Linked DNA regions of Homo sapiens: region 2 is linked to region 1. A link is a contact called in ENCODE Hi-C or POLR2A ChIA-PET data. All regions are on one chromosome and are shown on one strand. Each heading gives the region's core, a stretch centred on a gene start or an enhancer-like site at or near the end of the contact. The rest is flanking DNA. Distances are from core to core; before and after follow the strand shown.

Region 1 (3,945 bases), core at 1,351-3,850:
CTTAAGTATACACACATACTTTAGGGAGTAATACACAAGCACAAAAAGAAAACCTACACGGAGAAGATGGAGACTTCAGCAAAGGCTGAATTTCTTCTCAGACCCTGACACCCAGCAAACATAGACAAGAGTGACACCCAGTGGCCAGTCGGACGGCAGCGTGCAGAGACTTCAGCGGCTTGCTTGCGTGGAGTTGGGTCATTCCTCTGAGCTCAAAACCCATCCCTCTGTTGCTGTGATTCAAGGAGCTCTGATATCTGGAGAGTGCTTTGGGGGATATGCAAGGAGCCAGTTCCCCTCTTCTCCTTGTGCCACCCCTCCCTGTTTTCTGACTCATTTTCCCCTTCGGTACCAATTGTGCAATCTCTGGTGCATTGGGTCCCACAACTGACCAGGCACAGGAGAATGTCATAGTCCACCTCACACAGCACAGAGGACGCTGCTCTTCAGTGTGAGAGGACCCCTTACAACTAAGCCAGTGAAAATATGATGACTGAATTAATTCAGTAGTGCTGACTTACTGTCATTTGAGGTAAATTAGCGTGAGGTGCAGAAGTCCAAATATAAGTTATGAAAATGACATCTGTCCCCAATATCCTATTAAAACTGCCTCTCAAGATCACCACCCACAACAACGGCAATGACACAAACAACAATAAGAACAAGTGCCTGTGGATCATACACACACACACACTGTGCCAGGCACCATTCTAAGGGCTTTGTGTGTATTATTAGCTCATTTAAAGTCACGGCAATCCTATTAGGCAAGTGCTAACATTCTACACATTTTACAGATGAGAAAACTGAGGCATGGAGAGATAAATGAATATGTCCAAAGACAAGGAGCTGGTAAGCCAGTGGAGGCACAAGCTGCACTCACATGGTCATGAATGCCTTTTGGGGACCCTGACTCCACAACTCTGTAAGCCATGTAGCTACTGTGCTTCCAGAAGACCTACCAATGGCCAGTCCCAAAGGCCTTTCTTTCCTCACTTGGCCCTGCTGTACCTCTCTGATGACAGCACAGGTGTCAGCCCCGCCTCCCCCGCAGCTTGTTTCTTCCTCTCTGTGGCTCCTCTGTTTCCTCTCTGCGTTCTCTCTTCCTCTGCTCTGTAAATGGAGGCATCCTCCAGGGTTCTTCCCCCATTCCTATTTTCCATCCTCTTTTTTCTTTCTCCCTTTCACTGGGACTTCTCACCAGAATGTATTGGATTTCATGTCAGGATTTAAAATCACCAGGACATTTAATGAGAGCTCACTGGATTTAATGTCAGGATTCTAAAGTTCCAGAGGGAAGGCCTTGGGTTCAGCTCCTTCATCCCTGGGGTCCTCTGTTCCCCCTGTGGTAACATGAAGGGGTGGTTCAGAGCAATGTTCTCACCTTGGTTGCCCACCAGCCCCACCTGGGGAGCTTTTATCAATATAATTGCCCAGCCTCCATCCAGACCAGTTACACAACAGCCTCTGGAGGCAGAACACAGGTGTCCATATTTGTAAAGCTCCTGGAATCTTTGACTTCCTGTCCATTGGTCCTCAGCAGTGGCCTTCCTCTCCATTCTCACCCTTTTCTAAGTGCCACCGTGGGCTTCTCGCTGGTCTCCTGCCTCCAGATTCCCCCTGATGATGCATGCCTCCCCCAAAGCCAGGTTTCATTTCCTAGAGAAAAGGTCCAGTCATATAATATGTCACCCTTGCTCAGAGACATGCAGTAGCTCCCCATTCTCTGCCAGGTTAAGGAAAGGGCCCTCACACAGGCATTCCCAGGTTTCCAGAGCATGGACCCACCTTTGCTGCACCAGTGACCTTCTGGTAACTTCCTCCAAACTACATGAGTCGTTCTTCAAGCACTGACTCACTTTCCTACCTATGACCTCTTTTCCCATCAACATCTGTTGAAATATTTTACATTGTGCAAAGCTTAATTCACATGTCCCCTTCTTCATGAAGTTCTCTTGATATCCTTTTCTTCCTTACAAGTCCCGATAGTTCTCCATACCTCTCCAGGAGCTCAGTGAGTGGTCTTCCTTGTTTATAGTTATTTGGACTCCCACATTTCTACATAGAAAAAAAATAACCTTCTGTCTCCTCCTCTCCCCACGAAGGGCAGGGCTTACAGGGAGCTTCTGCCCCTTGGTCTGCTCTCTTCATTGGCTATTTCCCACAAGAGAAAGAATTTAAGTCTCTGTTCAGATCGTTAGACATTTCTGGGGCCACATTTTCCCAGTGTAGGGCGCTATGTTGTGTCAGTGTTAGGAGCCAACTCTCCCTTTCCTCGTGTACTTCCTGCGCCCAGGCTTTCTACTGTTTCCTATCCCCACATAGGAAGCCCACTCCAAAAAGATGGAGCAATACCCGATATCTCTGTCCTTCCATGACAGGGTGGGTGGAGCAGGCTGATCACCTTCTCCTGATTGGCCAGGCAGATGGGTCTGCTCCTCAGAACCAGCCTTTCTGGATTCAAGGCAGAAAAGAGTAAGAGAAACACTCTGCCCTCCTAGCCAATGCTGAAGTCACACATTGGCATTCAGCTTGAAAGCTGAATGAGTGAAGATCTACATGGGACCCACCTCCCAGCCCTATGTGGGATCAGCATGCTGCTAATCTATTTCTCCCCGTGTGTGCCCTTCCTCTGAAGGGGCCCTGTGGTTAGACAGTGTGGGTAGCAGGATCCAAGTACCAAAACCACACCCTCAGTGCCTAACAGCATGCCCTTTGTCTTGGAGTTTTGCTTCCCTCCTTGCACAGAGGAAGTCCTCAGTGACCACCTGTTAAAATAAACTGAACTGACGCATTCTCTCCTTTCTATCACTCTCTGTATCAACCTTGGTGTCAGCATGTGCTTTTCTGGCTCCATGTCACCAGGGCACCCTCGAAGCTCAACTGCAAATCTGCTCAAAGAGGGGAGGGAACCCTGGGAAAGGGAGCCCAGCTCCAGGACATGCTCACTGTCAATACTCACATTGGGGAATAAGAATCAGGATCTATGTTCCTGGTGGGGACAAAGCCCACTTGTCCTGAACTTGTCGACTTTCCAATGAACCACTGAAGCCCAGGTATGACAAAGCCGATGATCTCAATGCTTTCTCCCTGGTAGAAATTCAGTTCATCCTTTTCTCCTGGCTCATAACCCGTCAAGGCCTTACAGCGTCCTCTGCCTGTGGAAAATAGCACACAGATCAGCTACAGAAGACATGAACAGCTGAGCCTCCCATCACCTTCCAATGCAATAGAAAATGAGGGGTTCCCAGACTTTAGAATGTCAAGGACCAGTAACATTTCACTCCCCTCCCCACCCAAAAATTGGCAGGAATGACACAGGACAATTTGCTTTTCATTTTGCCAAACTAGGACATATTTTTAAAAGAACTACAATCCACTTTCACCAAAGAAAAAATGTTTTAACAAACACAAAAAAAGATTCTCAGATAGCGGATATGCCTTAAAAATGAATAAACATAGCTTATGGGAAACTGGAAAGCTCACTGTATTGTCCTGGTTTGTCTGATTTTGCCACTGTAATGTAAATGCTTTGTCATGGTTGGCACAAATCCACAGACCAGTGTGTGAGAACCACTCGACCAGAGAAGCTCTCCATGTCCTTCCAGCTCCTTTGGCCTCTATGACCCTCAGTCTCCCCAACTGGAAAATGGGGATAATAGGAATACCTGCTGCTTATAAATATTAAAGAGAATCAAAGAGATACAGTGCACAATGCCTGGTACCTGGTCAACCCTCAATAAACATTAGCCTTATTACCACTGGTGGAATAGAAAGCTGCTAATGACTTAGAAGGATCTAAAAGACTCCCTTTCAGACTATGGTACTCAATCTGATAAATTGCCTACCTAGGATCTAGCAATGACCTTTTGATGAATGTTTTTCTGTCCAGTTTACAAAGTACAATTTGCACTCACTTTCTCAGGTCTTCTCAAGAGCTTCAAAGGG
Region 2 (3,930 bases), core at 525-3,024, 230 kb before region 1:
TGGAGGACTTTCCCCAGAGCAAGCAGTTCTGGTGAGACAGGCAGAAGTTGCCAGTCCCCTAAAAGCCTAGCTCCATAACTGGCAGCCTCACTTTCACTGAATTCACTGGACGTAGCAGTCACAGGTCAGACCACATTCGAGGAGGTGGAAGAATAAACTCCACTTCTTGATGGGGCAATGGCATGTGCATGAAGGATACAAGGAATCCAGGATGGTTATCTTGGAGACAAGCCTTTATACAATCCCCATTCTACAGATGAAGGGACCAAGGTTAATAGACACACTTTCCCAAGATCATACAGTCAGCAGCAAGTGGCAGAATTGGGATGCAAATCCAGGTCTATCTGACTTCAAAACATCCTGTCTTTAGTTACTGTCATGTTCCTTTCACAGGATAGGATGGGGCCATGAGAAAAGTCCTCAGCTGTGAGTCCTGGGTTCTGATCCCTGCACTGCCTCCAATTTGCATGTGACAATTATAAGCCACTTCCCACCTGTGGGCCTCAGGCTTCTCATCTGTGCAGGGAGAATTGGACTCCTGGGTCTTGCATGGCAGTCCCAGCTTTAGGATTCTGGGGTTTTGAGGGTCTGTGCTGCATCCTCAGGGCTTGTTGGTCACTGACCTGCTGCTTCACTCAGCATGTCAGCCGAGTGAAGCATATCAGCATGTCAGAGCCCTCCAAGGGGCAGTAGCCTCTGTTCTTCCTCTTTCCCTTCCCTCTTAGCAACACTCTGCTTTGCTCCCGTGGCTGCTCTGTTTACCCAGTCTCTCCTCCATTTTCCAGTAACCAGTAAGAAGTACTTTAGGTCTCTCCTCCTCAACAGGCTCCCCTGAGTGGCTGATTTTAATCTTGACTCTGAACTTCACAGAGGCTGAGACCAACATCTTTTTATGAGTCAGTGCATATCAGTATTTGCTGAGCTTTGCAAATAATTGGCAGCTCAAGAGTGAATTGAAGGATCATTCATATAAGCAATTGCATGTTCTTGTTTTGTTCAAACCAACAAACTATACACACAACTGCAGACCGTTGAGGACAGCAATTGTGTCTGAATTACTCACCATTGTATCAACAGCACCTTGCAAAGTGACTGACCCAGAAGAGGTAATCAAATTGTTACACTTTTTGGTTGCATTGGCAAAATTTATTTAAATCCCTGACATTTGAATCTTTAAATATTAGTTTTACGGTTCAATTCACCCGCGAAAATATTTGAGTGCAATTTTCCTCTTTTGTCTATTCTATTATAGTTACTGATAATTTTTCTCCTTATTGGTTTTTGCAAGTCTAATATTGTTTTTCCCTAGGAATATCCCCTTTTCCACTTAAGCCACTGAAATTTAAACTTCCCTTCAGGCCTTTTCCTTTTCTTTTCTGGCTCAGCTAAAAGGTAAAATAAATCAGTAACAGAGATTGAGAGTCAGAAACCATATATTCTAGACCTGTTTCTCCTACTACCTCTGTGATATTTCTCAAATTCTTTCCTCACTAAGGACCTGTTTCCCTGTTTGTATTAAGAAAGGGTTGGTATGTCAGTGGATATTTTTCAGCAATGGAAGATTTGCACAAATACAAATTTACGCAGAAGCAGGATACAGAAAGCAGCCAGAAGTGGAGCAGCACCAGCCGGGGTGGGGACCAAGACCTCCCACCCTCCTTGGTGTCTGTCTGCCTTTGAGGTCCCTCTGCCAAAGTGGCGCTCTGCTGAGCAAAGTAATCCCTCAGGGCACTCCAACTCTGAGACAGAATGATTTATAGCCCTGTTAATCCACCAGGCTGTCAAAAACGGCCACATCAGCAGACATACACAGAGACATGCAGTCACATACACTCAGGACAAAAAATAAGCCCCAGAAACTGCTTGAGCAAGCTCAGGCTTTTCTCTAGCACCTTCCTCATTTGTTCAAGTTTTTGCCATCTTTATTTTCATTTCCTGGTTTCTTCTCACATCCTTCCTCTTTTCCCCTCCAAGTTACTAAAAATTCTAACAATTTCTACTTTTACTTCTTTGCTGTTATCTGCGGCACATCGTTGCCCCACCCCCACTCTTGGTCGCTATAGTCACAGATTTATTATTGAGTTTGTTAACTTTTGCTTCTCAATTTCTCCACCCAAAAAAAGAGGAGATGAAGGAAAGGACTCTTGTGGCCATGACACTATATTCAAGAAATCTGTGGAGCATTAGTTTTGATTTTCGGTTTTGTTTTTACTGAATTGCACTTTTTAATAGTAGTCATAGTAAAAACTCAAACAAAACAGGTGAGTACCAAAATGAAAGTAAAAGTATACTGTCGGGGCCGCTCCACAGGTCCCATGCCCCAGTCCCTAGTCCCCTATGTTATATATACGTTGTTAATTGCTTCTACTTTCCAAAATATGTTTGTGAATATAAACACGTGTTACTTATACTAAAAGGCGATATTTTACGTAGTTTTGTTTCAACCTTTCTTACTTCATATCTGGGAGATCTTTATGTACCAGCATATATATCTAGTTCATTCTTTGAACTACAGCATAAAATGTCATTGTACATTAGACTAATTTATTGAATTTATATACACATATTCCTATGGTGAGCATTTATGTTGGATAGATGCCACATACAACTGTTTGTTTACACAAATGGAGACATGCTACTCACACTTGTACAATTCACTTTTTTACTTCTTGATGTATTTTAAATATTGCTTCAGATCAGCTGGCACAGAGCCACCTTTCTAAAAAAATAATAGACTTCCAGCCTGAGCAATATGGTGAAACCCCATCTCTACAAAAAATACAAAATTAGCTGGATGCAGTGGTCCCAGCTACTCAGGAGGCTGAGGTGGAAGGATCACTTTAGCCGGGAGGCAAAGGTTGCAGTGAGTCAAGATCTCACCACTGCACTCCAGCCTGGTGACAGAGTGAGACCCTGTCTCAAATAATAATAATATTAGACTTTATTTTTTAAAGCAGAGGTTCACAGTAAAACTGAGTAGAAAATACAGAGATTTTCCTTACACTCACTGCCCTCACACACACACACCCACACACACACAGCCTTCCCTACTAGCAACATCCCACACCAAAGAGGTATATTTGTTACAATCGACGAACCTATACAGTCAAATCATAATCATCCAAACTCCACAGTTTATGTTAAGGTTCATTCTTGATGTACATGCCAAGGGTTTTGACAAATGTAGAGTGACATATCTTACATCTAACATTATGGTATCCTACAGAATAGTTTCACTGCCCTAAAAATAGTTTCACTGCTCTTCTGTGATCCATGTACTCATCCCTCCCTCTCCCCAGGCCCAGGTCCATACAGTAAAAACAGGATGGGGCCATGAGAAAAGTCCTCAGTATGGATACAGTAAAAACATCCTGTTTTTACTGTATCCATAGTTTTGCCCCTTCCAGAATATCATATATAGTCATGTGCCAATTAGTGACTGGGATACATTCTGGGAAATGCATCATTAGTCGATTTCATCATTTTGCCAACATCATAGAGTGTACTTATACAAACCTAGATGACAGAGCCTACTGCACACCTAGGCTGTATGCTATAGCCTATTGCTCCTAGGCTATAAACCTGTACAGCTTGTTACTGTCCTGAATACTGTAGGCAACTGCAACACAATGGTAAGAATTTGTGTAGCTAAACATAGAAAAGGTACAGTAAAAATATGGTATAAAATATAACAAATGGTACACATTTTAGGGCACTTTCCGTCAATGGCAATTGCAGGAGTGGAAGTTGCTCTGGGTGAGACGATGAGGAAGTGGTTAGTGAATGTAAAGACCCAGGACATTACTGTACACTAGTATAGACAGTATAAATACTGTTTGCTTATGCTATGCTGAATTTATAAATAAAATAATTTTTCTCTCTTCAACAATAAGCTTAGATTATTGTAACTATTTTACTTTAAAAACAATT

Evidence for each region. Hi-C counts contacts between places; a loop is a spot of excess contacts on that map. ChIA-PET counts read pairs that join two places held with the same protein, here RNA polymerase II (POLR2A). Pooled maps may share reads with other maps.
Region 2: a map of adrenal gland shows a loop between it and region 1 (2.2-fold over the local background). The contact joins two enhancer-like sites. A Hi-C loop is called at or near these places in 1 of 168 maps with a recorded cell type or tissue (adrenal gland) and 11 of 50 pooled maps. POLR2A ChIA-PET finds 5 or more read pairs at or near these places in 2 of 52 experiments (AG04449 and PC-9).

What each region holds. Positions count from the first base shown.
Region 1 is chr5:149,035,336-149,039,280 of GRCh38, forward strand. SH3TC2 (SH3 domain and tetratricopeptide repeats 2) reads right to left here. Exons shown (of 17, transcript NM_024577.4): 8 at 2,960-3,155. Among named protein-coding and RNA genes, the nearest start is that of MIR584, 25 kb to the right of the region's middle. Within about 2 kb of position 2,601, at least 3 of the 41 ENCODE cell types and tissues checked have a DNase peak (open chromatin) inside an H3K27ac peak, as active enhancers do.
Region 2 is chr5:148,807,262-148,811,191 of GRCh38, forward strand. No RefSeq gene overlaps it. Among named protein-coding and RNA genes, the nearest start is that of ADRB2, 17 kb to the right of the region's middle. RefSeq lists a silencer at 1,812-1,891 and enhancers at 2,182-2,231, 2,282-2,331. Within about 2 kb of position 1,775, at least 13 of the 41 ENCODE cell types and tissues checked have a DNase peak (open chromatin) inside an H3K27ac peak, as active enhancers do.